7 separate regions of the Homo sapiens genome follow, and regions 1, 2, 3, 4, 6 and 7 are each linked to region 5. A link is a loop called in an ENCODE intact Hi-C map of the cell type or tissue named here. Cell type or tissue: mammary epithelial cell. All regions are shown on one strand. Each heading gives the region's core, and the rest is flanking DNA. Links, peaks and the distances in the headings are about the cores only.

Evidence for each region. A loop is a pair of places that touch in the nucleus more often than their neighbours do. Peaks named below come from ENCODE experiments on the same cell type or tissue, not always from the same donor. Only the 100,000 strongest peaks of a DNase experiment are listed, where the experiment ranks them.
Region 1: a loop joins it to region 5, with 9 times the contacts of the local background. A loop is called at or near these places in 105 of 110 quality-filtered maps.
Region 2: a loop joins it to region 5, with 9 times the contacts of the local background. A loop is called at or near these places in 2 of 110 quality-filtered maps.
Region 3: a loop joins it to region 5, with 7 times the contacts of the local background. A loop is called at or near these places in 4 of 110 quality-filtered maps.
Region 4: a loop joins it to region 5, with 12 times the contacts of the local background. A loop is called at or near these places in 23 of 110 quality-filtered maps.
Region 6: it touches region 5 in a loop (14-fold over the local background); 2 of 110 quality-filtered maps call a loop at or near these places.
Region 7: it touches region 5 in a loop (17-fold over the local background); 43 of 110 quality-filtered maps call a loop at or near these places.

What each region holds. Positions count from the first base shown.
Region 1 is chr1:67,758,336-67,762,916 of GRCh38, forward strand. All of the region lies in intron 2 of GNG12 (G protein subunit gamma 12), which reads right to left. All of the region lies in intron 1 of LOC105378781 (a long non-coding RNA gene), which reads left to right. Among named protein-coding and RNA genes, the nearest start is that of GNG12-AS1, 72 kb to the right of the region's middle. In mammary epithelial cell, for the core only: a CTCF peak has its summit at 2,112 (motif pointing left); a DNase peak (open chromatin) is centred at 2,076; H3K27ac peaks cover 2,520 bases.
Region 2 is chr1:68,049,569-68,054,149 of GRCh38, forward strand. It overlaps DIRAS3 (DIRAS family GTPase 3), which reads right to left and starts at 1,059. Exons shown (of 2, transcript NM_004675.5): 1 at 980-1,059. All of the region lies in intron 2 of GNG12-AS1 (GNG12, DIRAS3 and WLS antisense RNA 1), which reads left to right. It also overlaps the pseudogene ARL5AP3. In mammary epithelial cell, for the core only: a CTCF peak has its summit at 2,221; a DNase peak (open chromatin) is centred at 2,203; H3K4me3 peaks cover 1,448 bases.
Region 3 is chr1:68,007,623-68,012,203 of GRCh38, forward strand. All of the region lies in intron 1 of GNG12-AS1 (GNG12, DIRAS3 and WLS antisense RNA 1), which reads left to right. Among named protein-coding and RNA genes, the nearest start is that of DIRAS3, 41 kb to the right of the region's middle. In mammary epithelial cell, for the core only: a CTCF peak has its summit at 2,679 (motif pointing left); no DNase peak of the experiment used is centred there.
Region 4 is chr1:67,847,488-67,852,068 of GRCh38, forward strand. The region is part of intron 1 of GNG12-AS1 (GNG12, DIRAS3 and WLS antisense RNA 1); the gene reads left to right. Among named protein-coding and RNA genes, the nearest start is that of GNG12, 16 kb to the left of the region's middle. In mammary epithelial cell, for the core only: a CTCF peak has its summit at 2,757 (motif pointing right); a DNase peak (open chromatin) is centred at 3,344; H3K27ac peaks cover 825 bases.
Region 5 is chr1:67,533,266-67,537,846 of GRCh38, forward strand. No RefSeq gene overlaps it. Among named protein-coding and RNA genes, the nearest start is that of LINC01702, 13 kb to the left of the region's middle. RefSeq lists a silencer at 1-255 and an enhancer at 2,221-2,515. In mammary epithelial cell, for the core only: a CTCF peak has its summit at 2,317 (motif pointing right); a DNase peak (open chromatin) is centred at 2,366; H3K27ac peaks cover 1,510 bases.
Region 6 is chr1:68,223,872-68,227,871 of GRCh38, forward strand. All of the region lies in intron 1 of WLS (Wnt ligand secretion mediator), which reads right to left. Among named protein-coding and RNA genes, the nearest start is that of WLS, 6.7 kb to the right of the region's middle. In mammary epithelial cell, for the core only: no CTCF peak of the experiment used is centred there; a DNase peak (open chromatin) is centred at 2,120; H3K27ac peaks cover 415 bases.
Region 7 is chr1:68,110,149-68,114,148 of GRCh38, forward strand. All of the region lies in intron 6 of GNG12-AS1 (GNG12, DIRAS3 and WLS antisense RNA 1), which reads left to right. It also overlaps a transcript of WLS not described here. Among named protein-coding and RNA genes, the nearest start is that of DIRAS3, 62 kb to the left of the region's middle. In mammary epithelial cell, for the core only: a CTCF peak has its summit at 1,867; DNase peaks (open chromatin) are centred at 1,863 and 3,023.

The DNA.
Region 1 (4,581 bases), core at 319-4,318, 230 kb after region 5:
CTGAACTAATACACCTGGAGAAGGATTAATGTGGCCTGGGTCCTGCTATCCCTCCTCAGACCTAGTATTTCGCCATGACGATGAAATACTATTGGCTGGTAGCAGCGGCCAGCTCGCTAACCTGGGCAGCAGACCCCTCTCTGCTCTTCACACAGCTTGGCATTGGCCTGGTGTCAGGATTGGGGAGCATGCTGGACAGGGGCTGAGTGGCTGCTATATGCACACTGGAGCACACATTGATAGTACAGCAGAGAGGGCTGGGCTCATCCCTGGTAACCTGTCAGCCCTGGCTTTTAGATGCTTGAAAGATGAGGTTGGATACAACTATAGAACAAACCCACCCAAAAAAGTCCTTGAGAGAAAAACATGAAGCAAATAAAATCAGCTAAGATGCTCCCTGTGGAAGCGTGTCTTAAAAACATTTGCCTTTTCCTGATTGCTCCAATGGAGGAATACCTTATTACCAACAAAAAGTTAGGAGTGATGTATGGGAGCTAAAAAAGTAGACCTCATGGAGGTAGAGACTAGAATGGTGGTTACCAGAGGCTGGGAAGGGAAGGGGGGGATGAAAAGTTGGTTAAGGGGTCCCAAAATACAGTTAGGGAGAAAGAATAAGTTTTAGTATCTGACAGTACAGTAGAAAAATTAGAGTCAACAACAATTTATTGTATATTTCAAAACAGCTAAAAAAATGTGCAATGTTCCCAACACAAACAAAAGATAAATGTCTGAGGTGATGGACAGCCCAATTACCCTGATTTGATCATTATACATTGTATACATGATCAAAATACCACATGTATCCCCCAAATATGCACAACTATTATACAACAATAAAAAATGTTTTAAGAAGTTAGGGGTGAAATCCAGCACATGGAACAGCATATACATCCCACAGTACTAATGGAGGCCAGAGGGCATGTGGCTTTGGGTGGGAGGAGTGTCAAGATCTCTATGGTTCCTGCGTAGGCAGTCTTCTCTGTGTTGGCTAACTATAGTCTGAGAACTATTCACCTCAGTAAACACTGGTCAAGTGCCTAACTGCATCCAAAGTACTGTGGGAGACAATACAGTGTAGCCATTAAGAAAACGAATTCTGGAATCAGGTAGGCCTGGGTTTGTGTTCGGACTCTTTCACCCATTCCCTGTGTGACCTGCGAATATCTGTTGGCTGTAATTATTATAATCTTGGTGCACCTCAATTTCCTCATCTACAAAATGGACATAAGAACTATATGTACCTCAAAGAGTTGCTGTGAGAGTTAAATGAAATCATGCAAGTATGATGTTTTGTATAATACCTTATACATAGTAAGTGTGCAATAAATACTAGTCATTGTTATTCCTAGAAGCTTCCCCAAATTATTTTAAAAAGAAGGCACCTAGATCTAAATGACAGTCCATGTAACAAAGAAAACCCTTACTTGAGCAATTTCAGTGAAGGCCATTTTTCAACAATGCTCACTCACTTCCCTCCACTCTGGGTCCCAGTCATGTATAAAACACTCTGCTTTGTGTTGACTAAGCTCCACAGTGACATTCCAAGGAGTTCTGGTGTCCCTCCAAATATTCTAGGCTGCCCTTTTAACCTGATACTGATACCCTGTCCACTCTACTGTTTAAGGGGCTATTTAAAAATTTGGCTTTGTAAAGCAGGGAGCAAGGCAGAAAGCCTTCAAAGCTTTAGCAGTTGGCGTGGCAAGGAACAGAAAAGCAGCATTTTACAGTATCAAATACCAGAAGTAGCCCTCATAACCACTAACTTTGTAGTGCTCTTCCTTCACTGTGGCGAAGTGCTGAGCATGTTACATGCATTACATTACTGAAACCAAGGCCCTGTGACGTTCCAGTGAGTCCAAGGTGCTAGCTGGTGTGAGTACAGCTGTGGGCTCTAATCTATGCTTTGCTTCAAAGTCCACGCATGCAAATCCTGGGCAACTCCCTGAGTTTCCAAGGCAACTCAGCCAACTCATCCAGAGGTAACTAGCTTCCAATAACTGTATAAGCTCACTCCCATCATTTGGTAGGTTGGTAGGTCAATCAGTTCAATTTATTTTTATTTTTATTTATTTTTTGCTTTCTCTGATATTTGACCAACCACGACACCTAGTGGCCAGTGGAGCACAAACATGGGTTGCCCGAAAAGGCTGATGGACGGGTGATGTGTGTCTTTAGCTTTAAGACACACGTTGCTCATGACCAGGAAAAACCTGATGGATCGTGTTCAAGGCAAAGAAACCAAGGCACAGAGAAATGAAGCGACTTGCCTAAAGTCAAAGCTAATGTAGAACTGTGTGGAAATACTGAACCTTAGTGTTAGAACTCGTATTCTGATTCAGACTTGGCCTAAATTTGATCCTCAGCAAGATACTTTCTTCAGTTATTCAACAAACATTGACTGGGCACCTCCTGAGTAAGGCACTGTGCCAGATGCCGGGGACATGACAGTAAGCAAGGAGGACACGTCTCGATCCTTGCAGTCAAATAGGAGGGGAAGATAAACAGAGAATCCACAATAACAATACCAGCTAATATGTATTAAGGACTCTGCTTCAAGAGTTTCATGTACACCAACTCGCTTCATCCTTGACTTGAAACAATCCTATAATGGGGGTGCGATTATTATTCTTGCTTTGAAAATGTGCAGGAGAACATTTAAGTTGTGGGTAACAAACAGGGCTCCTATGCCTTTCTAGGTCTAAGTTTCTGAAATAAAGTTGTGCTAGATACTGGAAGATTTCTAAGACCTCTTTCCAGATCAGTTTCCCTTCACTTCTAGGATTCTGGGGTAAAGCTGGGATTAGACCTTGGTCGGTTTTCCTGACCAAGAGTCTAGTGTTCCCTCTCTATACACTGTGCTGGTCAATATTTATGAATAACAGCTGGAAGTTATTGAATGCTTACTCTGTGCCACGCCCTGAATTTCTCAGTTCAGGCAATCTTCTTCACAACCTATGAGACAGCTTTAAGATACAAATAATAACTGAGTGAAAAATCATGCTCTAAAATAGTTTAAAAGATTTCCAAGATAAACAGAGAGGCTTCCAACCTCACTCAGCTGTAGCATCCTGAATCTCTGTTCTGTCTGATTTTGTTGAATGGTGGATTTAAACCTTATGTATTGGTGTCCTCAGGCTCTCATGAAGGGAATGGATAATGGGTCCAGGCAAATGGTTCAATGATGAGTTACTGTCTAGGGAAACAGGGGGCATCTTGTTCAATAACAACATTGCTTTGGGGTAATTCTGGGTCCCTAGAAGTATCTACAAAGCCTGCAAGGTCAAGTGCAGGTCGACTTGGCTCTTTGGTTTTATGATTCCAAATAAATAAAACACATTTCCAACAGTTCAGCAGGGTATATCCGAGATCGGCAAACTCTCCAACGAGGTATTCCCGTTAACCCTTAGTCCCTTACCCTCCCTGAGGGTATGTGCACACCATCCGCTTTCTGTCGGGTGAGGGAGGGTGCAGGGAGAGAGGCAGGGGCAATCAGGAAAACTCTCTCAGTGATCCTGCAAATGGGAAATGGGGACATTGAGTTTAATCACGGCTCCACTCCAGGACCAAAGAAAGCAACTCCTGCCACCTGCAGTCAGACCACTCTCTCCCACACCCAGGAAAGCAGACCCAGTGGGACCTAGAGCTTCCCAGGTCTTGTAAGACTCTGGCCTCTTTGTTCAGGGCCTCCAGAATGATACTCCAGTGGGTCTTGGTGAGAACATACATTAGATATGCTGCAATGTTTAGCCTAGAATGCTCTGCTAGCTTTTCCAAATGGCAAGCTCTCACTGAACTTTCTAGGGCTACAGATCAATACCTTCTTTTGCCTGACCACCACCACCGCCCCCAACCCAAGGCTGTCCACAGTAGGAACTGCCACATTTGCCCAGTACCTAACACAAGATTGTAATCACTGACTTGTTTATCTGCCTACCCCATGGACTTGAAACATCTCTAAAAGATGAAGTGGGGTGGCTTAACCATCCTTACGTACTCAGTACCTAGCTAGCACAGCCTCTGGATTGAGGAGGTGCTGATTCCCAAAGAGCTGGAAAGGAAGGCAAGGAACTGTAAGGCTAGAAGAGGCTTAAGAGGTCATCTCATTTATAATCCTGCCCAATACAGGATTTCCCTCAAAATACAAGAAATTATTTTGAGGGAAAATAATACAAAAAGTAAAGAAAAACAAGAGAAAAGTTTAAAAGAGTATGTATTTATGTACATATATACCTTCTACATGCATACATACATATATGGCATCCTTCTACTGGAATGGGGTATGTGGTGGTAAAGACGCAGAGTAAGATTCACTCAGATTTTTGAGCATTAGCGTTTATCTCTTTTTAAAGTTTTTTTCCCTAATTTTTTTCCCCTAATTTTTCACAAAATACATGCAATTTAGTGAAAAATTTGTAAAATATAATTAAAGTGAACAGAAGGTAAAAGTTAACATGCTGTTATATTTCCTTCTAATATTTTCTTGGGAGTTTTTGTTCTTCCTTTTTTAAAAAATCAAAGGAAACCTTGATCAGATTGAGTTTTTAAGGTAGTCTAAATTATACTCTGCTGCACAACTTTATA
Region 2 (4,581 bases), core at 222-4,221, 520 kb after region 5:
CACTCTCCACAACTATTATAAACTCCATGTTAGTATCAAGAGTTCCAGTAAAGACCAAATATCTCTTGGCCACCAACATCCCACATTAGGAAATGTGCATTACTAATTATTCTGTTTTACATTACTTCCTGCTCTAGGGGATGTATGTACAAATTCATTCATAGAAAATTGGTAAAGCAGCCGGGCGCATTGGCTCATGCCTGTAATTCCAGCACTTTGGGAAGTCAAGGTGGGAGGATCGCTTAAGCACAGGAGTTCAAGACTAGCCTGGGTAACATAGGGAGACCGCCGTCTCTATCAAAAAGAAAATAAAAGAAAAAAAATTGGTAAAGGACACACGTGATAACTGAAGTTTCCAGATGTGAAGAGAATTCTCATTCTCAGGCAGTGGACCCCCCCCCCCACTCCCCTCCACACTCCTTCCACCTTCCCAGGCCACCTGGCCTCAGGCTGAGGGGGAGGTGAAAGTTTCCAGGAACCAGAGGGCGTCCAAACCCAGCGGCCGTGCGGAGCTCAAGGTCCCGCCGCTGCTGTTGCGGCACCAGCCTGGCTCATGGACATCACCACGCACCTGCAAGGTCAGGTTTCTCTCTGGTGGCTGTGGCGGCTGCTACCCTCCTCGCCCATTTCAATCTTACTTTCACACTACATGACTCCACTATTACTTCCTGAACACTAGCTACCTACGCAGCTGTAATAGTGGACACTGTGTCAACCTTTAAGCTCGCACACTTATCAAACCTCGTTCTTCTATATTAAAAAGTGCTAGCTTCCCAACGGGACTATCCAAAGTGCAGTTGCAGGACCTGCCAGGAGCCCGCAGGGCTGCGGGTGGTTCTTGCGTAATCGCGCCAAGAAAGACCTGGTTCCAGTTTCAGGGACAACTCGCCCATAAACTTCTACTGCGCAACAGCATCTGCTGCTTTGTCTGACACTTGTTGTTTTCAAGTACCCCTAAAAAAGCGAAAGAAAGACTTACCTTTCTCGGAGGCACGAACCAAGCAGCCTAGAAGACAAATGCGCTGCTCGGAGAGACTGCCGCGGCAACCAACTGGACACCCCAAGAGCTCACTCCTCCGCGGTTTTATATTCCGACTTGCGCACAGGAGCGGGGTGCGGGGGCGCAGGGAGTGTGGGTAACAGGCATAGATTCCGCTTGCGCAATACGTGGTAAGAAACCAGCTGTGAGGGGCTGGCCCAACGCAGAGCGGCGCGAGGTCCGCTTGGCATCTACAACAATCGAGGGGCTAGTCCAGAAGTTCAAGGCGGGGTTACAGGTTGGGGAGGAACTGTTAAACTGTGGACTTTTTCTCACCTGTTGGAATAAGCTTCAGGCAAAACTTTGCCAACAAAAACCGGTCCAACTGATTTTAGACGAAAGTCCAAAAGCAGTTTAATGCAGGACAGATAATCTTTTCCACAAATGATACTGAAAAGACAGGACATCTATAGATTCCCCCCCGCCAAAAATAACCCTTACATAAAAATTAAGTGGCTAGATATAACTGTGACGAGTAAAATTACAAAACGGTTTTAAAAAACAACAAACTATTGTCTAAGGCTAGGCAAAAGGTTCTTAAATTGACATTAGTGGCAAGACCGGTAAAAAGAAATGTTGATGAATTAGACTCCATAAATTTAAAACTTTTGCTTTGTGAAAGACCCTGTAACGATACTGAAAAGGTTTACCTAGGAGAAAATATTTACAAGCCATATATCTGGCATACAACCAGTATCTAGAATATGTAAATAACTCAAAAATCAATTATTTTTAAAAATCCAATTAGAAAATAGTCAGAAGACATAAACAGACACTTCACTGAAGATATGCAGATGGCAAATAACCATATGAAAACCTTTAATGTCATTAGCCATTAGAGAAATGGGAATACGAGGCTTTCGTTGTTCTTCGCCTCCCACTAGGGCGGGTTGAGGGTCTGGCTCCAGTAGCCCCGGGTGCCTCTCACTCCTTGGGCGCAATGCTACTATCCTGGCAGAACCCTCGCCGAACCCTCGCAGGACGCCCCATCGGGTCCGCCAGCGGCTAGGAAGCCCGATTGTGTCGTTCCTTTTTCCCTCTGCGCCTCCCACCGCCAGTCCCTTTTCCAAATGCGCCTGCGTCTGCCCTCCACATCTCCGAGCTCCGTCTGGCTTCTTTCTCCCTTGCCTGTGAGCGCCTGGCGGCGGATGCATTGAAAGCTGCGCACCACCGCCTACCGAGCGTTTTGGGGAGTGTGTGGAAGTTGTTGGCAGCAGGTTTTGACAGCAGTACCCTATGGGCCTAGTCGTTGACGGTAGCACCTGGTTTTGTGTGCCCCAGCCAGCTGAGGCCAGGGTGTGTGGTGTGGGCCACTGGTACTGCTCTTCTGCCACTATAATCCCTCCCCCTACCAGGTACCTGGTGCGTAGAAGTCTAAAGACCTGTGAGGTCTAGCCTGGCGCCTGTAATCCTAGAGAATAAGGAGGTTGAGGCCAGGAGTTAGAGACCAGCCTGGGCAACATGGGGAGAACTTGTCTCTACTTTAAAAAAATTTAGCCCAGTGTGGTGGTGGCCGCCTGTAGTCCCAGCTATTTGGGAGGCTGATGTGGGAGGATCACTTGAGCCTCCCACATCAAGGAGATCGAGGCTGCAGTGAGCCGTGATCACAGCCACTGTACTCCAATCTGAGCAACAAAGTGAGAACCTGTCTCAAAACAAATTCCAACCTGATTCTGGTATAGCATCACATGACAGGTAGCAGCCCTAAGGGCGATCAAAGTATTTTACCCCAAAATATATTTCTGACATATTTTGGAATGGTCCTGTGCAAAGCTATCTTTTGCGAGGGAAATTTGTGTTCTGTGGACAATCTCCTTCCCTTTCCAGGTCTTTCTCTGATCCGGGAGAGATTTAACTAAGAGTCTGACACCGTTTAAGGTCATTTACCTTTTGAGGTACATATGCCATCTATTCTTTCTGAAGCATATTACAGGCTTCACATATGTAACAAGAACCCTGGCTTCCACAACCTCCCTCCTGCCACCACTGGCCAAACCCCTCCTCCTCCAAAATGTACCGGCTTTCCAGGTCAAACCAATGTATACCTTACATATATTGACTGATGTTTTTGCCTGTATCTTCTGTCTTCCTAAAATGTATAAAAGAAAACTATAGTCCAAACACCTTGGACACATGTTCTCAGGACCTCCTGATGCTGTGTCACAGGCCGTGGTCACTCATATTTGGCTCAGAATAAACCTCTAAATATTTTACAGAGTTTGGCTTTTTTCACTGGGTTTCCCCACTCATTTTATTGGCATTAGCTCATACTCTTTCTGTCCAATCATATTTCTACATTGCTGTCTATATTTTATTAATCCTAAGTTAAAAATAGACAATTTCCTCTATATGCTTGGGTCATCATTCTGCAGGCTCCCATGTATACATATTAAATACATTTGTATGCTTTTTCTCCAATTAATCTGCCTTTTGCAGGTTGATTTTTCAGTGAGCCTTCACTGAAGTTTCCCTTTGGTCCCTGCACTGGTAATTAACTCAAACTGTTTTACCAAAATTTGATTCATAGCCTTTATCTCATTTTACCAGAAAAATAATTTGGATCCAACTGTTCTCTATAAACCAGCAAGTTTATATGTTTTACTATCTCACAACTAAAATTCTAAAATAAAAGCTAGAAGACCTTTATGTGTATATTTGTTTAAATATATTTACACATATGTACATGTATTATGTTGTATGTTATGTCTACATAATAAAATTCAGTGTGGTAGGCCAAAAATCCCTTAAGAAATGTTAATCTGATTGGTTTAAATAGATGGGCACTCACACAAAAACATAGTAATTAACCTAATTTTTTTAGTTCATGTAACTTAATCTTTAAAAAAGTAATTGGTTTTAAAATTGTTGATAAAATAAAATTAAAAACGTCTTTCTAATTGTCAATATATATTTTTGCCTGTGTTTACTGGTGTGGGGGCTATGGCTCTCAGCCCCCCAAAGATTTGCTGGAAAATCACTGACATGGGCCACATTGATTAGTAAGAGAAAAGACATACAAATGTATTTAATGTGTATACACAGGAGCTTTCAGAATAAAGACCCAACTTCTCAATGAGTTATAGAAGTTTATACACTAGTCTTGAAATTACAGAAAGAATGGGGGGCTTGGATTCTGGTAAAACAGATTATGGGAGGAGAAGAGGAATTTATTGAGGGGCAATGAATGATTGGTGAGAGAATGATTGGATTGAGCAACAGATATTAACTTGTAAATAGTTTTCTTTGGAATTTAAATAATCCTTGGAGGCAGTCATTGTACTTCTATAAAGGTCTGCTTGGGTGTGGTTACATTTTGGTCTTCTTTTCTTTAACAGATGAGATAACAGGAGGAGGAGAACCAACAATTGCTCTCCTTGGTGGGTCTGGTTGTTAGGCAGATAAAGGAACTTCAGCTTCTTTGGGAAGGATGGTGGGGTTGGAGGAAAAGTCAGAGAGACCTTGAGGCTTCTTTAGTTTAGCGTGTCAAATACCATGTTTTGGCATATCAGTTTCTGAGCACCAGCACTGGTCAGTTTTATATT
Region 3 (4,581 bases), core at 222-4,221, 470 kb after region 5:
GGCCTGCTTTGCTAGGTTCAGAAAGTTCTCCTGAATAATATCCTGAAGAGTGTTTTCCAACTTGGTTCCATTCTCCCCGTCACTTTCAGGTACACCAATCAAGCATAGATTTGGTCTTTTCACATAGTCCCATATTTCTTGGAGCCTTTGTTCATTTCTGTTTACTCTTTTTTTCTCTAAACTTCTCTTCTCACTTTATTTCATTAATTTGATCTTCAATCACTGATACCCTTTCTTCCACTTGATCGAATTGGCTATTGAAGCTTGTGCATGTGTCATGTAGTTCTTGTGTCATGGTTTTCAGCTCCATCAGATCATTTAAGGTCTTCTCTGCACTGTTTATTCTAGTTAGCCATTCATCTAATCTTTTTTCAAGGTTTTTAGCTTCCTTGCGATGGGTTCGAACATCCTCCTTTAGCTCAGAGAAGTTTGTTATTGCCGACCTTCTGAAGCCTACTTCTGTCAGCTCATCAAAGTCATTCTCCGTCCAGCTTTGTTCCATTGCTGGTGGGGAGCTGCGATCCTTTGGAGGAGAAGAGGTGCTCTGGTTTTTAGAATTTTTCAGCTTTTCTGCTCTGGTTTCTCCCCACCTTTGTTGTTTTATCTGCCTTTGGTGTTTGATGTTGGTGATCTACAGATGGGGTTTTGGTGTGGATGTCCTTTTTATTGATGTTGATGCTATTCCTTTCTGTTTACTAGTTTTCTTTCTAACAGTCAGGTCCTTTAGCTGCAGGTCTGTTGGAGTTTGCTGGAGGTCCACTCCAGACCCTGTTTGCCTGGGTATCACCAGCGGAGGCTGCGGAACAGCAAATATTGCTGCCTGATCCTTCCTCTGGAAGCTTCATCCCAGAGGGGTACCTGCCTGTATGAGGTGTCAGTCAGCCCCTACTGGGAGGTGTCTACCAGTTAGGCTACAAGGGGGCCAGGGACCCACTTGAGGAGGCAGTCTGACCATTCTCTGAGCTCAAACACCATGCTGGGGGAACTACTGCTCTCTTCAGAGCTGTCAGACAGGTATTTTTAAGTCTGCAGAAGTTTGTGCTCCCTTTTGTTCAGGTATGCCCTGCCCCCAGAGGTAGAGTCTACAGAGGCAGTAGGCCTTGCGGAGCTGCAGTGGGCTCTGCCCAGTTCAAGCTTCCCCAGCCGCTTTGTTTACCTATTCAAGCCTCAGCAATGGTGGTTGCCCCTCCCGCTGCCAGGCTGCTGGCCAATCTTAGACTGCTGCACTAGCAGTGAGCAAGGCTCCATGGGTGTGGGACCTGCCAATTCAGGCACCAGATATAATCTTCAGGTGTGCCATTTGCTAAGACCATTGGAAAAGTGCAGTATTTGGGTGGAAGTGTCCTGTTTTTCTAGGTACCATCTGTCACAACTTCCCTTGGCTAGGAAAGGGAAATCCCTTGACCCCTTGTGCTTCCCACGTGAGGCGACACCCCACCCTGCTTCGGCTCACCCTCCATGGGCTGCACCCACTGTCCAACCTGTCCCAATGAGATAAGCCAGGCACCTCAGTTGGAAATGCAGAAATCACCCATCTTCTGCGTTGATCATGCTGGGAGCTGCGGACTGGAGCTGTTCCCATTTGGCCATCTTGTAATGGAATCCATTTGTTGTTGTTTTTGTTTGTTTCTTTATTTTTTGAATTAATTCTTTTTTTTTTTCTTTTTGGAAGTGTTGTTTTGCTCTTGTTACCCACTCTGGAGTGCAGTGGCATGATTTCGGCTCACTGCAACCTCTGCCTCCCAGGTTCAAGCAATTCCTGCCTCAGCTTTCCGAGTAGCTGGAATTACAGGTGTACACCACCGCGCACAGCTAATTTTTGTACTTTTAGTAGAGACGGGGTTTCATCGTGTTGGCCAGGCTGGTCTTGAACTCCTGACCTCAGGTGATCCACCTGCCTCAGCCTCCCAAAGTGCTGGGATTAGAGGCGTAAGCCACTGTGCCCAGACATTTTTTGAATGAATTCTCTGGAGTCTGTTTCTCTCATAGTATAGTCTCTGCTGGCTGCTCAGCTGCTCTCTAAAAAATTGTTTAAAAAATTTTACATCTGGCTTTCATGGGTTCACTGCTGAGTTGGCATAGCTCAGTGGCCAGCCAATAATTCATCAGAAGTTTTGCTTAAACACCTTTGCCAGGGTCAAAAAGGCCTCTACCCTTTGAATCTCATCTTATGAGTTATGATGAGTGTATAAATCAGTGTTCAATCACAGAAACAGAACCAGTAAGATATATCTATCTATCTCAATAAATATATTAAGAGATTTAATGCAAGCGATTGGCTTAAGTTATTGTAGGGGCAGGCTAGACAAGCCAAAACCTGAAGGACAGGCTATGAGAAGAGAAGCCTGGAAATCTAGGGAATAAGCTAAAGCTTCTGTACATAGAAAGAGTTTCTTCTTCATCAGGGAAGCCCCAGTTCTGTTCTTACAGCCTTTCAACTGATTGAATCAGGCCCACTCAGAAGAGCTGGGATAATCTCCCTGATTCAAAGTCAACTGATTATGGACTTTAATCATATGTATAAAATACCTTCCACAGCAACACCTAGATTTGTGTTTAATTGAATAACTGGGGAGTATAGGCTAGTCAAATAGGTAAAATAGAATCACAGAGAGCCATTGAATGGTTTAAGCAAGGTAGTAATATGATCATGCTTGCTTTAGATAAATACACCCTCTGGTGGCTAGGTAGAGGAAGAAGGAGCTGGAGGTTCTTGTAATAGACAAATTAAAGAGATATTAATTGCCTGAATTAGCACTATAACACTGAGTTTGAAGAGGAGGGTTGAATTACCATAAATATTTTGAAAGTAAATATTTATAAATGTATTTATATATAATTGTAGGTTCAGTTACACAGACAGTGTAGGGTTGGTATATAGAGTAAGAGTAATACTCTGTCTCACATTTTACATTACATCCGTCTACCGATCATCTATTAACCTCTTGGAGTTGCCATTTTCTTATCTGTACCTTTTTCCCTCAATAAATACGTTTTTTTCCAAGTTCTGACAATAAGCCCCATGCTGAAAGCCCTGGTTATCTGAATTGCCTTCCATTTATCCTTGTATTTCCTGCACAAAACAAAGACCACAGGAAGTGAGTTAGAATACTCTGGAAGATGAGCATATCTCATTTCCTTAGGAGTATATTGCAAAAACCTGTCTACCGAAAAGTAACACTTATGGACTGACTAAATGCATGCCCAAGCTTAGAGAAGCTGCAAGAACAGGAGTAAGCAATCCAAGAGGCCCAGGTGGCCTAGAATGCATCAATTTGTATTTATCAGTAGGAGCTCTGCTCCTGGATGAATGCAGGAGTTGAAGCTGACTCTGCTTCCCTGCCCGTGCTTCTAGAGCCTTTTGTGGGCTCCTGTGTTAGCAGTGCCAATGCCCCAGAGAAATCAATCACAAGACCTGAATTTGAGTCCTCCTGTTTCTTTATGTGGTCCTGGGAGGTGGCAACTCTAAACTTTGGGACAAAGGACAATCTCCAACTACCGCTGACCTTGGACTGCTAAGTTTCAAGGGCAAGATACATAGAAAATGAACCTGAACAAATGGTTTCTTTTCATTATCAGCTGTGATTTGAACCTAATTTCTCTGTAGAGCTCTTAGTCCCAATGAGCAGAACTGGGAAAATGTTAAGGACTCTCTTTGCACTTTTAGCTTAAGGTCTAGGCTAGGAAATGCCTCAGAAGACAAATGAAGCCTCCCTTCCCCTGATCCCCTATGTTGTGGTACCCTTGTGGTGTCTACTTGACCTTCCCAGGACATGGATACCCCTTCCTTAGCCTCATGAGAGAAGAGATATTTCCAAAGCCAAATGTAGAAGACAAAAAAGGGAAAGCTGAAGATCTAACATTCAGATTCCAGGGTTGTTTTTTTTTTAAATCATTTTCCTTATCACACTGAAATCTCTGCTCCAACCCTGAGCCTCTATCCTCCTTGGTCTTGATCCAAATCAGTACTTTAGTGCTCCACAGAGACGGAGTCGGGGCGATGGAGGGGGTAGTCTTGGCCTCTCTCTAGAGGCTGCCTTTCCCCCAAACCCTCTCTAACTGTAACTAAATCTGTTTGCTTGTATTAGTGGAGAAATTGAGTTTCAGAAATCATTATGCAGTTCATGTGGGTGCTAACATTTAGGTAAGCTGCCTGACAGCAGAGCTATAACAAATCATTGCTTATTGCTATGCTGCTCTGTAGAGTCCTGAGAGAAAGAGTCTATAGGCTGCTGTGTGTCCTTGGGGCAGCCAGAGCCACAGCTTTTGCCTTTCAGTGGCTTTGTGCAGGTTGCTGTCAATTTTTTTAGAGGGACCCCTCTGTTCACCACCAAACCCAGCCCAACCCCCTTCTGTGAAGTCTTCACCGCCCCCATTGCTGCTCCCCCAGCAAAAGTATAATGAATCACCTCCCTCCTCTGCCATTGCTCTAATAGCACTCTTTTATTATTGTGCTTCAAGCATGATTGTTTTCATTCTTTACTGAGCTACTGTCTGCTTAACACTAGATAGGTTATTTAAGCCTTAAAAGAGATTCTCTCTGCCCTCACAAAAGTCCACAGTCTTTAGCATGACTCATCT
Region 4 (4,581 bases), core at 340-4,339, 310 kb after region 5:
TCCTCTATCATGGCTCTTTAGCGTGGACCCCATGCCTTACAGAGCCCACTAATCAAGATGAATGAGTGGAGAAACCTTTGGAAATGTCTTAAGGAATGCACAAGGACCTCTTTCACTTGAATCTGATGCTCAGTCCTGGCTTAGTACAACCTGCATTCATAAACATGTGCTTTCATGACTAACACTGCTCACGCTTTAGGGGAAATGTTTTTCCACATCTCTTTCCTGTGTCCTCAATACAAAAGGCCAGTATGTCTGGATGTTGTGAGGGTGTATGGCTCATGCTACTGCCAATGTTGGAGATGGGCACTGTTTTAGCATGTGGAGATTTGAGTGATAGAAGCACTTAGGATGAGAAAAAAGACAGTTTGTCAAATCGTTTCTCTCATTAATATAGTGAACTTCTGTAGGAAGTGCAAATAACTTAAGCTCTTTTGATACAACAAAGAGGGCCAGAAGGTGGGAAATAAACTCCACAAAACTTCAGGAGCCTGCCATTGTAGTGAAATTTCTAGGAACTGGAGTGTGCTGGGGTACCCCTCACAGACAGGACAAGTTGCCACAAATGGCACCTTATACCGCTAAGACAGGGGCACCACGTATGGAAGCCTCTTTGGATTTTTTTTTTTTTTTTTAATGGCGATAAGTTCTCACTATGTTGCCCGGGCTGATCTTGAACTCCTGGCTTCAAGCGATCCTCCCACCTTGGCCTCCCAAAGTGCTGGAATTACAGGCATGAGCCACTCGGCCTTTTTTATTTTATTTTTTTTGTCACCAGCAAAGCATTAAAATATTTTTTAATTGAAATTTTTATTGAGTTAAAAATTTTTTATCTTATAGCACACAATTGTGAGAAATAATATAAAAAGATCTCATGTGCTCTTTTCCTGGTTTTCCCCAGTGGTGACTTTTGCAAAGCTGTAGTATAATATTATGACCAGGACATTGATGCTAATATAGTCAAGATATAAAACATTTACATCATCACAAGTATTCGTAATGTTTCTTTTTATAATCACACTCCCTTCCACCATGTCCTGAAACCCTGGCAATCAGTAATCTGTTCTTCATTTCTAAAATTTTGTCACTTCAAAAGTTGTTATGAAAAAGGAATAATACATTATGTAACCTTTGGGAAACAGGCTTTTTTTTTCACTCTACACAATTCTCTGGAGATTTATCCAAGTTGTTGTGTTTATCAACAGTTGATTCCTTTTTTATTGTTGAGTAGTATTCCATGGGATGGATGCACTAAAGTTTGTTTAACCATTCACTCACTGAATGATATATGGACTATTTCTGTTTTTTGACTGTTATCAACAGAGCTGCCATAAACATCTGTGTACAGGTTTTTGTATGAACGTAAGTCTTAATTTCTCTGGGACAAATGTATCTGAGTACGTTACTGGGTATGGTAGTTGCATGTTGAGTTTAAAAGAAATTGCCAACTGTTTTTCAGCATTGCTGAAACATTTTACATTCCCATCAGTAATTTGTGGATGATATAGTTTCTCTGCATCCTCATCAGCATGTGTTGTTGTCATTATTTTTTATTTTAGCCATTTTGATAGAAGTGTAATAGTATCTCATCATGTTTTAAATTTGCAATTCCCTAACAATGTTGAACATCTTCTTATGTGCATTTTCTATCTGTGTACCTCTGGTGAAATGCCAACAAGGATTTTTAATAAACCATGTGTTAAAAGAATGTAGGGGGTAGTAGTAGTAGTATTCATAATAGTAGTAATATTGTTCATAGCATGATTTCTATCTCTCTACCTTAAAAAAAAAAAAAACCCCTGTATATAACACTCTGTGCTAGGCACCAGGGGTACAAAGGTAAATTGAACAGATGTGGCTGTTTTCCTCATGGAACTTATAATCTTGAAGTGGGTGAGGAGTTAGAAAACTTAGAAAAAATAAACACACAAAAGTATATAAAACAAACACAAAAAGTATGTGCCCTGAAAGAAAAAAACAACCAAACAAAAAAACCAAATGTCATAAAAAAAAGAATAATGGAGACTCAATTTATATTGAGAGTCAAGAATTTTCAAATTTTACCTGAAAAATGGGGAGGTAATATTCAAGTGCAGTGGGAGCAAGAGGAACTCAGCCCAAGAGAGCAGCACGTGTGAAGATCCTGAGGCAGGAAAGAGCTGAGGATGTTGTAGAAACCCAAAGAAGGGTAGTGTAGCTGGAATGTAGAGTAGCAGTGGAGGAGTGAGATGAGGTGAGTTTAGCAGTATGGGTAGGGCCCAGACCAGAAACAGAGAAATTGTATTAGTCCAAGCAAGAGATGGTACCAGGGGATGGACAGAGAAGTGGATAGTTCTGAGGTGTATTTTGGAGATAGAGTTGACAAGACATGATGAGAAGCTGTGCAGGAGAGGAGGGAGAGGAAGATGGAAGTATCAAGAATGACTCCCAGGTTCCTTGATTGAAAAACCTGGTTGATGGAGGTGACTTTAGCAAGATGGTGGAAACAAGAGGAGGACTTGGTTTGTATGGAGAGGTCGGCAGTGGATAACAGTCCTATTTTTAGGTGAACATAAATTCTGAAGCCTGATGCATGTCTACGAAACGAATAAACCCTATTTAATTGCATAGTACAAACAAGAGTCCTACAGCTGAGGCTGAAATAGCTGAGGCTGAAAGAGACAACTCAAGTTCAACATACATCACCCTTCCCTTTGTTTTTAAAATTGCTCATGAATATTTTTTAAAAGTATTGGCTGGGTGTCCACCAGGTGGCAACATTTCTTTAAAAAAAAGCCCAGATTTAGAAGCCATACCTTCTTAGCTACATCAAAGTGGATTCTTGAGGGCCACACAACCAGAGTCTAGTCAAAATCACTGAAAGTGCAGCCCACCCTGCTGAGTTCTTCTCTTAATATGCATAGGTGGAGGCAGTTTTATGAGCAAGATCCTTCTGTGGCCTCTTACAAGAAGGCTCATGTGTGTCAGTGTGTACCTATGTGCATGTACTATCTAGGACTTATATCATATCATGAAAAGCCCTTTAATCCTAAAGGTACTTAGTGCAAGCAACTGAGTAACATTGGAAGCCTTAGATAACCTCTCTGAGCCTCTTTCTTCATCTGTAGAATGTTGTATACGTATTAGTACCAACTTCTTTGGGGTGTGAGTGTGAACTTAGATAATGCATGCCTATAATGTATCTAGCACAGTCCTGGGACAAAGTAAGCACTTAATACATGGTAGCTCTTATTATTATTTCCACAGTGACCCTTATCCCCACTTTCCCTGCTCCAAGACTCTATTCTTTGCCAGCCTTAGTTGTGGGCAGCCTGCCAGGCATGATCTAATCAGTGAAGCACATGAGTCATGAGAGGATGACTGACTCCCTTTCAGGTTCTCTTAGTACTTGGCTCCTGGAAGGTGCTCCTCCTTGATAATCCTTCCTCCCAACTGCATTGACATAGATGGAGTCTTTCTGCTATTGACTGGTCTGATTGGACAGGCAAGCCATGAAGATGGAGAGGGAGGAAGCTCCTGAATGGAATGTGGCTGCCGGAAAATCAGCCCCCTCCTAATACACTGCAATGAATTAAATTACTCTCTATTTAGTAGCTTTTCCTCATCTATTGGAACATGTACAATTGCTATCTGCTATGATCATGTATTCCCAGCCTTTCAGGTGGGATAGGTCCAAGCACTCATTTTGTTTGGAGCTTCACACAGTATGAATATAGCACAGATTTACCTAGGGAAGAAGTTGACTTGATGCTAGTGCCTGTGATTCAGCCACAGGGAATATTTATACAGCAAAGCCAGCCAGCTGTCCCCACTGTATTTATCTTCTTCCCCCTTTCCTACTAGCTCAGGCCACCAGATACTTCACTTTCTTTTATCAAAGTCTAAAATATTTGGGTGCTTTAAAAATAGGTTTTCAGAAATGTTACCAATTAACACTATATATATATATATATATATATATATTTTGTGACAGGGTCTGCTCTGTCACCCAGGCTCAAGTGCAGTGGCACAATCATGGCTCACTGGTGCCTTGACCTCCCTGGGCTGAAGTGATCCTCCCGTCTCAGTCTCTCGAGTAGCTGGGACCACAGGTGCATGCCACCACACCTGGAAAATTTTTTTTTTTTTTTGTAGAGACAAGATCTCCCTGTGTTGCCCAGGCTGGTGTCAAACTCCTGGGCACAAGGATCCTCTTGCCTTGGCCTCCCAATGTGCTGGGATTACAGGCATGAGCCACCGTGTCTGACCTAATTAATACTATTATTATCTAATCACATTGATTTTCAGTGGGGGCTTTCTATTTCATGTGGGGGCTTGCGAGGGGAGGGTAATAAGGGTATGGTGAGAAATGGATAGGAAATGTACCTTTATCGTAGAGGGAAGGAAACAGTTTTTTTGGTCTTTCACCTGTATTGCGAGTAGCAAAACATGTTCATGTTTTCAGTCTATGTGAGAGATTGCTAAGCGAGCAGGGTGTTAAAATGTGGTCATGTGGAAAGCAGGTTGTCATTCTTCCTCACACGTGCACAGCGTAGCTCAGTTTATAAGGCACACTATTTCATTGGCCTTTTATGTAAATTT
Region 5 (4,581 bases), core at 350-4,349:
CCAAAGTGCTGGGATTACAGGCATGAGCCACTGTGCCTGGCCTAATTAATGGATAACTTCTGCAAGAATCCAGGGTCACGGTTGATTTGTTTATTCATTTATTCACTCAGCAAACATTTCTTTGTGCCAGGCATTGTGCTAGGTCCAGGGAATACTGCTTACGTTGGAGAAGTTCGCATTCTAGTTTGGGTGGACAAACATGTGATAAAGATGTGTACAGGGCATAGTTTTCTCTCAGCAGCTAGGGTAACATTCCAACTCCATGTTTTGGTTTAAGAAACACATTTGATTTTATTTAAAATATTATATATTTTCTCTTTTATTTCTTTTCCCTATTTACAATAAGGCTTACTTGCAAAATTAAGAAATACATTTGAGTGGGTAGTTCCCTTGGTAAAACATTTATATTTCCTTCTTAATTTCTTTGTAAAAGTCTACTCTTAAACACTACTATTTAGAGTTAAGTGAGAAAAGAAAATTGCAGGACAGAATGCACAGAAAGATCTATTTATCTATCTACATAAAAACTGGAAGAATACACTCCCATACTGTTAACAGTGGCTACCTCTAGGGAAAGGGTGAAGTGATATTTGAAAAAATGGGGCTTTTACCTTTTCTTTTCTTTCCTTTTTTTTTTTTAGACAGAGTCTCGCTCTGTCGCCCAGGCTGGAGTACAGTGGTGCGATCTCGGCTCACTGCCAGCTCCACCTCCTGGGTTCACGCCATTCTCCTGCCTCAGCCTCCTGAGTAGCTGGGACTACAGGTGCCCGCCACCACGCCCAGCTAATTTTTTGTATTTTTAGTAGAGACGGGGTTTCACCGTGTTAGCCAGAATGGTCTCGATCTCCTGACTTCGTGATTCACCCGCCTCGGCCTCCCAAAGTGCTAGGATTACAGGTGTGAGCCACCACACCCAGCTTTTTTTTTTTTTTTTTTTTTTGGTTTCTTTTTTGAGACAGAGTTTCGTTCTTGTTGGCTGGGTTGGAGTGCAATGGCGTGATCTTGGCTCACCGCAACCTCCGCCTCCTGAGTTCAAGAGATTCTCCTGCCTCAGCCTCCCGAGTAGCTGGGATTATAGGCATGTGCCACCACACCCAGCTAATTTTGTATTTTTAGTAGAGATGGGGTTTCTCTATGTTGGGCAGGCTGGTCTCAAACTTCTGACCTCAGGTGATCCGCCTGTCTTGGCCTCCCAAAGTGCAGGGATTACAGGCGTGAGCCACTGTGCCTGGCCTTACCTGTTATTTTCTATACTCCTATATCATTTGCATTTTTTAAAAACAAGCACGCACTTCTTTTCCCATTAAAAAAAGAACCGTAATATTTTTTCATGACCCTGTCCCAGAAAACTCTTCTGTACTCACATGGCTAACTCAAACACTGTGGTGTACACTGCTGAGGGAGCTAGTTGTCTCTCTTTTTGAAAGAAAATTAAAAGGAAGAGGAAAGTCCATATTTATTTTCCTTTGTACTCTTGTAGAGGTCATCTAATCGGAAGTGTTCCAAGCTGCTTTAAAGCCCCTCTCCTCTTTAAAGTGGTTTACAAACATTAGCTCAGCACCCTTCAGGGCCTCATAGTGAGGCGGGCTCATATAAGAGGCTAGTGAGTCATAAGGAAGTGGCAGCTGTGGTTGCCATGTCAGTGGTCCTAATAACACCCCTAACATGTGTCTCTGGCTGTACTGTGCTCAAAGGGCTTTCTCCTGCATTATCTGGTGTAACCCTTCTATGACCCTTGGGAAGTCAGGTCAGTACTGCTATTCCTTTATTATATAACAGATGGAGAAATCTATAATATAGGTTCTGGAAAGTGAAATGATAAGCCCAAGATGGGGAGGCCAGTCAGCATGAGGGTTTCACATCACTTATATGTCAATTACTGCACAGCACAAAAGAGAGGATCACTAATGTCAAACCTCGTATAACATAACTTTGACATTGGGGAGGTAGGAGAGGGAGAAGAGCAAACAGTCTTTCTGCCTAATCTGCCCCTTTTTTTCTTTCCTCCCTTCTTTCTTTCTATCCTCCCTCCTTCATTCCCTCTCTGTTTCTACTCCATTGGGAAAAGAAGAGGTGAGGAAGAGGACCCTATTAGAGAAGTAAACAGATCATCACAATTCAGCAGCCAAGTTTTATGCAAATTTAAATTATGCCACAGATTTGAAGCAATGTGCCAAAATATATTAATCAAGTCTCATTTATATGCAAATATTGAAGAAAAGAGAAGCTTCTCACACTGTAAATTAGTCGAGTTTCTCCAGTTCAATACAGGAAGGCTGAGTGACTTGCAGGTGGTGTTCACACTTTTGCCACATGGGGACGCCACCACCGTTGGTAGCCGGACATACTGGCACTCCGTCAGGGTGGAATATGTGAGCATTGCATAACACAAAGTTTCACTCACCCTCATCACTCAGCTTGAAAGGACCATTAACACAGTTTTCTCTCCCATTAAACTAAATTCCTCAAAGGCAAGCTTAGACTTATTCTTTTAAACCCCATCTCCTAGACCAGTGTCTGACATATAGTAACTTACCATTAAGATTTTTTTCTATTAAAAGTATTCTTTTTTTCTTTTCTTTTCTTTTCTTTTTTTTAAGACAGAGTCTTACTGTGTTGCCCAGGCTGGAGTGCAGTGGCGTGATCTCGGCTCCCTGCAACTTCCGCTTCCTGGGCTCAAGCGACTCTTGTGCCTCAGCCTTCCAAAGTGCTGGGATTAGAGGTGTGAGCCACTGTGCCCAGCCTTAAAAAGTATTCTTAACACAAAAAATTTCAAATATATCCCAAAGTACAGACTATAATATAATGAATTCCCTTGTACTCATTATCCAGCTTCAACACCTACCAACTCATGGTCAATCATCTGTCCTCTATATACCCTATTTCTTAGAATCAAATACACAAATGTAAATATTTTGGTGTAAGACACTGTAAAAAAGAAAAGAAAAGGAATGTAATTGCTAGGCCTCTCTCACTGACTTTAAAATACCTGGGTGGGTGGCGGTGGGCAGAGTGGAGAGAAGGAGCATTTTTCTAGAGGTCGCAGCGTTTTGTGGAACAATTTCCTGTAATGGGAAAAATTGAGACGGGTAAGAGGAAGGAATAATGATTATTACATGCCAAGTGTTGTGCATTATTATTTAATTTCACCTTTCTGGGAGATAGAGGTATGACGTACCCATTTTAAAGATGAGGCTCAGAGATGTTGAGTGCTGTATCTTCAGCAAAGCTGGGATTGGAACCCAGCTGTGTGTGGCTTCAAGGTCTGTATTCTCCACCCTCTGATAGGACGAACTTGCAATGCATATCAAACCAAATCCACCCATGGTTTGAGGCTCTCCCTCCCGCCCATGTACCTAAATCCAGCTTCATTCATAGGGCCTTGGGGGACAAGCCCCTGAGGGTTACTCCAGCCCTTTGGAGAAGGGAGGGTTTCCATGCCCAGAGTGTCAAAGGGGAATTCAGTTTCTTATTCAACAGAGCTCATTTCCTCTTGTTGCTTGTCCTAAGAAAATGACTGCCTGGAGTCCCAGAGAATTTGTAAGTAAATTTGTAGGCCAAGAGTGGTGGCTCCCACCTGTAATCTCAACACTTTGGGAGGCTGAGGTAGGAGGATTGCTTTTATCAAGGAGTTTGAGACCAGCCTGAAAAACACAGCAAGACCTGTCTCTACAAAAAAAAAAAAAAAAAAGAAAAAAAAATTAGCTGGGCGTGGTGACACACATCTGTAGTCCCAGCTGCTCGGGAGGCTGAGGCATCAGAATTGCTTGAGCCTGGGAGTTTGAGGCTGCAGTGAGCCATGATCATGCCACTGCACTCATCCTGGGTGACAGAGTGAGACCGTGTCTCTAAATAAATAAATAAATAAATAAATAAATAAATAAATAAATAAATAAAAAGTTGTAAGGGATTAAGCAATAAAACACACATACACTGGTTAGGATAAACCGTTTGTGGGAAAAATCTAAGAGATTGTGTTTAAGTGTGTTCTTGAATAGATTAGACTGGGTTTGATTGAGACTCTAAGGAAATAAACCAAGCCTCAATTACTTTTAGGGGAAGGAGACCCCATTGTAAGAGAAGGAAGCTGACCAGCCATGGCAGCTTGGAAAATGACAAGTCTCAGGGGCAAATGCTGGCAAGGCCTGTCCATTCAGTGTCCAGGCAAGAAGAAAGCTTGGCAAGCAGACCTGAGCAAAGAGGTTTGCCAGGCAAAGCAAACCCTCTAGTGGGTAAGAGCGCTTTGAGCAATTCAGCCGAAAGATAGGTCTTCTATTCAACCTTTGCCACAATTCCTTGCTCGCTCTTCTGGATAATTTGGCTTCTTGGGTATTCGTTTTTCAACAGGGAAAGAACAAAGTGCTCTGGCTTGTGTGAACTTCCAGTACTCTCGAAAGCTGATTTTCTCATTATAAATGAATAAATTGGCGTTCTGGTTATAACTTGGCTTCTCCAGTAATTTGCCTCCAGGGAGAGAATGGACTGATCTCCGTACTAGAGTGTTCTGTCTGCTTGCCAGCTTAACTTCGCTTTGTAAGCGAATAAATGGGCCTCCTGTAGTTATATATCGGCCTCTCAGGG
Region 6 (4,000 bases), core at 1-4,000, 690 kb after region 5:
GGTCAGCCAGGACCAAGGCAGCAGTTAACTGGCCTCCAACCAACTTTCATGAGGCTGGCCTTATTAAACTAGGTCTGAAGAAAAACTGAGTCAACCATTTACAGACTTATTATCTTCTTTCTAAAGGAAAATCATAATGCCTTGCCAAAACAAATGTAATAACTTGGCCTTTTCTTTCAATTACCTCTGCTTTCTTGGAAATGTGTATCTGTGGATAAAACCTCTGAGTTAACCCAGGGAATTAACCAGATGTTTAAGAAGACCCTGTGATTCCTGTGGGCCAGCAAAGAAAGAATACCCCTTGGCCACATTATGAGAATGGAGTACTAAGGAGAAAGGGGGAGCAGAAAATTAAACTTGAAGGCCCAGGATTTAAATAGGCATAGCAGATAGAAATGTTAGCTCAGTTTTGGGGGATTGGGTGACACTGGAAGCAGGTTTTGGAAATCCAGGCACAAGCTGTGTCCTTGAAAAGACAGTCTCATATATTTCCAGAGCCCTTCATTTCATTTTCTTCAGTCTATATTCTACCCCCATCTTCCTATTCCACATCCTCATTACACTCCCATTTCTTCAACAGCTACCTTCAGGACCTACGATGTATGCTAAATCCAGGGAACATTCAGAGGGCCCACTATCTCGACAAATTTCCTATTACAACTCTAAGCCATCTTTTGCTGTATGCAATAATTTCCTTTGGGGAGTGTTGGCATGTAATTTCTGAGGTTCAGCCCTCCCTAGCATGGCCCAGAAACACTGCCAATATTTACAATGGCTGGTGTAGGCAGTTCTTATGTCTCAGGAGTTGGGGATCCCTTGTTAAGGAAGTAATAGGCCAATGATCAGTAACCATGCAGTGATATGAGTGCATGGTTTGGGGAAGGGGTGGAAGCAAAACGAAAAGGTGGGGGGGATTGAGCTTTCATCTTCTGCTCTATCTGTGTAGAATCAGTTTCACCACACTCATCCCTTTGTTTCCCATAGAAATGGAAAGGACAATGGGAGGAAGGTAGCATTAAGCTTAAGAATATGGCTTAGGATTCAATCAAGGACTGTGGGCTTGAGTCTTAGCCCTCTCATTTACTATCTCTGCACTCTTATTTACTATCTCTGCAACCTCAAAAAAGGTTCTTAAATGAGCCTCAGATTCATGTGAAAATTGAAGAAAGTAAAGTATTTACTTCTTTGGGTTGATGTGATCATTAAGTGAATCTTTACATGTGAAACGCTTTCCATAGTCCCCCAGTCTTCCAATATGATTACTGCTTTTGCTCCCCTACAAGATTTAGTCAGGGATAGAATGTGGGGGGTGGGGGGAAGAGGTGGTAGTAAGAGGCTATAGAAATTTAGTATTTTTATATTATAAATTATACATCATTATTTTCTTTAATTTAGCAATCCTTTTAGATTCATCATTTTATGAGAAGAAAACTTAGAAAACACTAAAGTTTGAGATCATTAAGTTTGAGAATTGGCATGTCTCAAGCTCCTCCTCTCCTTCCCACATCCCCATACGGGCACTTTCTCTAGAACTGTGCAGAGCTGGCACATTTATTAGGCCACCATCACAACCCTTCAGAGAAAAAGTAAGACCTAAATGAAATAGTCGTGATCATTTCGTGTCTTGATGCTCCCTGTGTCTCATTACCTCTCAGGGTCTCTATCAAAATCAAGGGCTGCAAATCTTTCAATAGAGAAATCTATTAGCATATTTTCCAAAGAACAAAATGTACCTATTCCTGCTGTCAGGGCTGCTGTTTGTAGGAGTCTCTGGTTTAAAAGGCCCTCGTTATTATGCATGGGTGTGCATACAAACAAAACTTCTCCGCATGGGAAAAGAATTTTCAGCTTTCAGTAAGAGGCTCTTTTCTCAATTCCTCCACCATCACTACCAACCTACACCCTCTAAAAACCTCTCCAACCTCCACTGATTCTTTCTTTCCTCTCCTTTGAAAAAGTCCGGACTTACTGTATAACTACATATATGTTAAAATCACCAACTAGAGAAAATAAAATTGAGTAATATTCTTGCAAGTAGCAGAATCTCAAACATTTGATGGTTAACTTGGCTGCTTTAGTCAATTGGATGATTCATACAATTATGGGGACTGGTTAGAACTTGAATGGAATTGGTTGGACTGGCACAGGCAAACTTCTCAAGACATGTCCTCCCCTCAGCCTTGGCAAGGCACTTTTTGGGTCTGTACAGCTGGACTCCATTTCATTTATCATCACATTTAATATTTTCTTCCTTTTGATGTTACCTGATTATAAAAATGAGAAATCAGTTTTAGTGCTATTCTCATGTTTCCCTGCATTCAGATTTTTATTCAGGCCTAAAAGTCAAGGTTTTGGGGAAAGTGGGAGGATCACCTAAAGTTGATAATCTAGGCTCTGATGTCCGATTGACTGGAGTTCAATCCCAGCTTTGACCACGAGTAGCTAGGTAATCTTGTGCAGTTTTACTAGATCTTTCTGCACCTCAGTTCCCTTACATGTAAAAGGGGTACAAAAATACCAATTTGCCAAGGTTTTGTACAGATGAAATTAGACAGGCTTTGGCACATATTGCACATTCAATACATGTTAAACATTTTATCATTTTATTAATATATCTATTTCAAGATGAAATATTAATATAATTAGTTGATGGTATAATTAGTAGGGGTTCTAATTTCATACATTCTCGAATTCCCAATAAATAAGTGAAAATTATCTTGATGCTAGAAAACTACATCCTAGGAAATCTTTTGTTGTAAACTTAGATGACGAGGGGCTCTTTTCTACCCACAGCTCCCCTAGTTTACTCAAGCTCCATGTCTCCTCTTTACCAACCCCGTGTCGGCATGTAGCCCCATCCTGAGCACACAGTACACCCTAATAGATATTTTGCAAATCAGGCAAGTAGCACACAGGAGTTTTAAGGACCTTTATATAATTTCAACAAATTCAAAATTCTAAATCTCCATAGAAACACCTTTATGAGGAATATAAGGTAAGAAATATTTCTGCAGTTTATATGGATTTAAACATTTTAAGGTCAAATCATTGTAAAATGTCATGTAGGAAGGGAAGGCCTGAAGTCTCAATCTGGGTTTCAGGCAGGGAACCTGAAAACCTCACAAAGCCACACATAACACTATTAGCTCAAGGAAATGTTTCTCACTGTAACAGGAAAAGGGAAAGTTCGAATAGAAGTCTAGACAGGTTGTACTGAAAGAACAATCAGATGAAAGAGCAATTCAAGCCGGGCATCTTGTGCCTGTAATCCCAGCACTTTGGGAGGCCGAGGCAGGTGGATCTCCTGAGGCCAGGAGTTTGAGACCAGCCCGGCCAACCCGGTGAAACCCCGCCTGGCCAACCTGGTGAAACCCCGTCTCTACTAAAAATACAACAATTAGCTGGGCGTGGTAGCAGGTGCCTGTAATCCCAGCTATCGGGAGGCTGAGGCAGGAGAATCACTTGAACCCGGGAGGCGGAGGTTGCAGTGAGCCATTGCACTTCAGCCTGGCTGACAGAACGAGACTCCGTCACAAAAAAAAAAAAAAAAAAAAGAGCAATTAGAGATTGTTAGCATGAGCATGATTACACTGCAAGAACCAAATAGTTAAGTTTTTTTTAAGTCAAATATTGTAATTTCAATTACTCTTTTAAAAAAGAGTAATTGAAAACTCTTTTTAAGAGTTTACAAAAGAGTAAATTAAAAACATGCTCTTTTAAAAAAGATTAATTTATAAGGTTGCACAGTACTCCTACAAACCACATTAGATACTTCTAGTAGTTAACAAAGAGGAAAACAATGACATTTTACAAAATAAAAAGCAGAATTGAATACAGAAAAATATGACTTAACATCAACCAAAAACCAATTGATTAATCTTGTCAAGATTCTTGTCAAGATTCTCACCAGACACCCAAATACTGAAGGATTACAACTATTGCATCATTAAGATATATTAAAAGAAATGCAACAAGCTTAAAATCTAATAAATTGGAGAGT
Region 7 (4,000 bases), core at 1-4,000, 580 kb after region 5:
AGGTATAAATATGTATGAACAAAGGAATATATCTACAGATAGGCAAAATTAAATTTTAAAAAGATTTTTAAAAAATTTAATTTAAAATTAAGTTGAAAAAATATTTTAAGTGCCAAAAGAGATAGCAAGAATAATCTACACTACTTTATGTCTATACATTGGAAACAATTTAAAATGCCCAGAAAAATATAACTTGTGAAACCAATTGAAGAAATGGAAAACCTAAATAGCCTTATAATCATTAAATAAATTAAAATGGTAGTCTAAAATTTTTCTGCAAAGAAAATAAAAGTCTCAATAATTTCAGTGACATATTATTATTGCATTAAATAAAAAACCAAATGTCCAAGAAGAGCCAAGACATTCTGAGGACAAACAGGATGAAGGAATGTGCTTTTCTAGATTGCAAGCCTTATTAAAAAGCTAAAGTAATTAAAACAGTATGGTTTTGAGGTAAGGATAATCAAATTAGCCAGTGGAACAGACTAAGAAGCCCCCAAAAATCTCTGTCTCTCTCTCTCTCTCTCTCTCTCTCTCTCTCTCCATATATATATGTGTGTGTATGTGTATGTATATATATGTTTGTATATATATGTGTGTATATATATATATATTTGCTCGATAAAGGATATTGTGTTGTAGATCATGAGTGGCTTATTCAATAAATGGTGCTGAGAGCATTAGTTATCCATATAGGAAAAAAATTAAAGAGGCTCCTTATTCTCTTACATACAAAAATTAATTTTTGATGGAACAGAATCTTAAATATGGAAGGCAAAGTCTTAAAACTTTTTGAAGAAATTTAGAATATTTTTATAATCTTGAAATTTATTTAAAGAATTTTTTTGAAAGACACAAGTACCCATTAAAAAAGAAAACATTGGTAAATCAACTACACAAATCATCAAAGATACCATAAATGAAAACATAAGGAATTCATATCTAGATTAATCTTGACCGTGGTCTTAAGACTTCCAGCCTCCTGAATAGTAGGAAGTAAATGTCTGTTGTTTAAGCCACTCCATCTATAGTATTTTTGTTATAGTAGCCTGAGCTAAGACAGCTTTATATAAGCCTTTGGGGACCATAGATGAACTACATCACTTGGTTCTAGCATGTTCTGTGGTTTCAATGCAGAAACCTAGAGAATAACTAAGGCTGGGAGAAAGAAGGACCACACTGGTGGGAGAAGCTGGTGACAAGTGGTAAGGAGTGGGCAACCTGGGTACTAATTCTTGTTTTTTCTTCCCCAGCCTTGTGGTCTTGGCCAAATCACCGGGCCTGCTGTCTTTTCTGTAGAGAGAAGGGCTGCTCGGTTCTCATTTGGATTCAACCTTTCCAATGCAGCATTTAAACACGGAGGAGGGATTTTTTTGGTTGTCACAAGGACTGGGGGACCCTGCTGGCTAAATATCCTCCAATGTGTGAGACAGTTGCACCCTAAATGCCAGTGTGCCCCTATTGAGAAACATCCTCTCTATAACAGTCCTTTGAACGAGCCCTTTACATCTCTCTACACATACATGATGTTTGCTGGTGGGTCGGGAAACATTTGGATACTTTATGAAGCATGCAGGTCTCCACCCAAACCCACAGGTCAGATGGCTGCTGTCCAAACTTTAGGATCTTTAGGGCTGCAGATGAGATGCTCTGTTCTGGTGTATGTCCTGCTTGGGGGGCTGCCCCTCCTTGCCAGAAGAAGATTTAGTTGAATTCAATTGAAGTGTACTATTACCAACCATTTGCTCCCTTGTTCTGACAGCCAGCAGGAGCAGAAAACTGGCTTGCTCTGGTACTAACTGCATTCTCAGAACCGTGCATGCAGTGCTTTATCGTTCTGTTCAAAGCTAAGCAGTGCCCTCCTTGGGACACTCTGGGAATGTACAGTATTCATTGCTCTAAGAAAATGCCTTGGCCACAAGGAGAAAACATTCGCTGGCTGTGGCTTGAGCCAACTGGGTCAGCGCCAGCCTGTGCAGATGTCTTTGTGGACAGAGAAGAAGTCCCTCTGGGAGAAGGCAGCCCATGCTAGGGTGCATAGATTGATGAGAGGAGTGACAACTGTATTTCTGTCCTTACTTGCTCTCCTGGCCAGGTGCTCTTATGCAGTGCACTAGCTGTACAACAGTACCTACTGGCTGGACCCTCTCATTCTCTACCAATTCAGCAGTCTCCTCTTGGCTTCATTCAGGAGGCTGTCTCCCCATGGTTGCCTGAACCCAAAAGCAAAATGTGTGGGTCCCACCTACTTCTCACGCTCTAGTTCTAAAGAATGGGCCCAGGTGTCCAGCCTCCACGGCCTGACATTCAATGCTGTGTACACTCCGGTTCCAAGTTGCTTTTCTACTCACTGCACCCCAGACTCTCTGCTAAACAGGCTACTTTAGTCATTGCCACCCAAATAATGCTTGTGAAGTTGCATCTCCACACTCTCATACTCTTCCCTTACCCTCACCTTTTATCCAACTCTTTCAAGGCTCGGCTCATTTTCAGTCTTCTGGGAAGCCCTCTCAATTGCCCCCAATCAGGAGTTACTGAAAAGTGTCCTTGTACCTCCCATTGGTCACCGACTGCACGGTTCATGTATTGGGAACCTTGATTGTTAAGAAGATTTTAAGTTCCTTGAAGGTGGAAACCTAATGAGAAGACTTGCCCTTCAGGCTCCTCTACTTAAGAATCATTCCAAGCAATTACCATGGAAACAAATATCTTCTCTTCCTGGCCTCTTGGACCAAAACAAACAGACAAACTGTTAAAGAGCAAGGAATTTGGCTCCCTGCCTAGGTTGGCAGTGAGAGCGTCAGAACAAGGTTGAGGCCAAATCCATGAACCTCATTTAGTTAGCTGCCCACGAACTTGGCTTGGAACGCCTTGGCCCCATCTTAAAGAAAGCCCTTCATTCTGGGGACGCTGGTCAGCCTGAGGCCCATGCTCCTTAGTCCCACCACAGGAAGCCTTCTCTCTCCATCTGTCACTCTGAGACCATATTGGCTGAAGCTCTGGGCTTACTCATATCCTGAGTCATCCAACCTCGCATGTCCGTAAAAATATCCGTATCCTTATAGGTGGAGGCCTTATAGATAGGTTGTTGAGTCAGATTTATGAGTTTGAGAAAGAGATGCTTTGGATGCAAAGGACCTTTGGTGAGTTTGCAGAAGCCCTGGACTCAAATCTACCACCACTCAGAACAGTGAATGCCAGAAAATTCCTGGAAAAGGGCATCTCTTTGCTGAATGACCCTAGTAATCTACTCATTCCCCAGGTAATTACTGAGCCACTCTGTGTTCCAGGCACAGTTCTAGTTTCTGGAAATATACCTGAGAACAAAACAGACAGAAATTCTGCCCTTATGAGCCTCCACTTCAGCTCCTGGCCAAGTCTGTTTTTCATATGATCCAAGCACTTTGGCAGGTGTTAGGGCTGTAAAAGGGATGGCATGGGACCCCCTTGGGTAGGGGACGTGGCAGACACATCTCTTAGAAATATTGCCGCAAGCCTCACTGTTCAAGTCTGGTGTGTGGAGCAGCTGCATCAGCACCTCCAGGGAGCATGTTAGAAATGCATCGTCTCAGGCCCTTCCCAAGCCCTTCTGAGTAAGAAACTGCACTTTACAATATGCTCCCAGGTGAACTGTCCGCAGGGAAAGGCTTGAAAAGCCTTGCTACAGGACAGCAAATCCCACAAGCTGTCCTACAGTGAAAGGGAGCAGAACGATAATGTGCATTTGAGAAAGAGTACATCCCATGCCTCAGATTTAGAAAGGTGGCGTGTTCAAGACTGAGATCTCCTCAGAAAGAAACATGCTTAAAAATCCAATGCTACTCAACTGTATTTGATGGCTCAACAACAAATCACCGACTGTAATCACTCAACAGAACCAGCATCCTGTGAAACACACCTTGAGAAACCAGTAGTGGACCTTCTGGCATTCCCGGATTCAACTTTCTTGGCTTCAATGACTGCAGATGGAGTGAGCCCATGGGGTGATAACTGGCAGTTT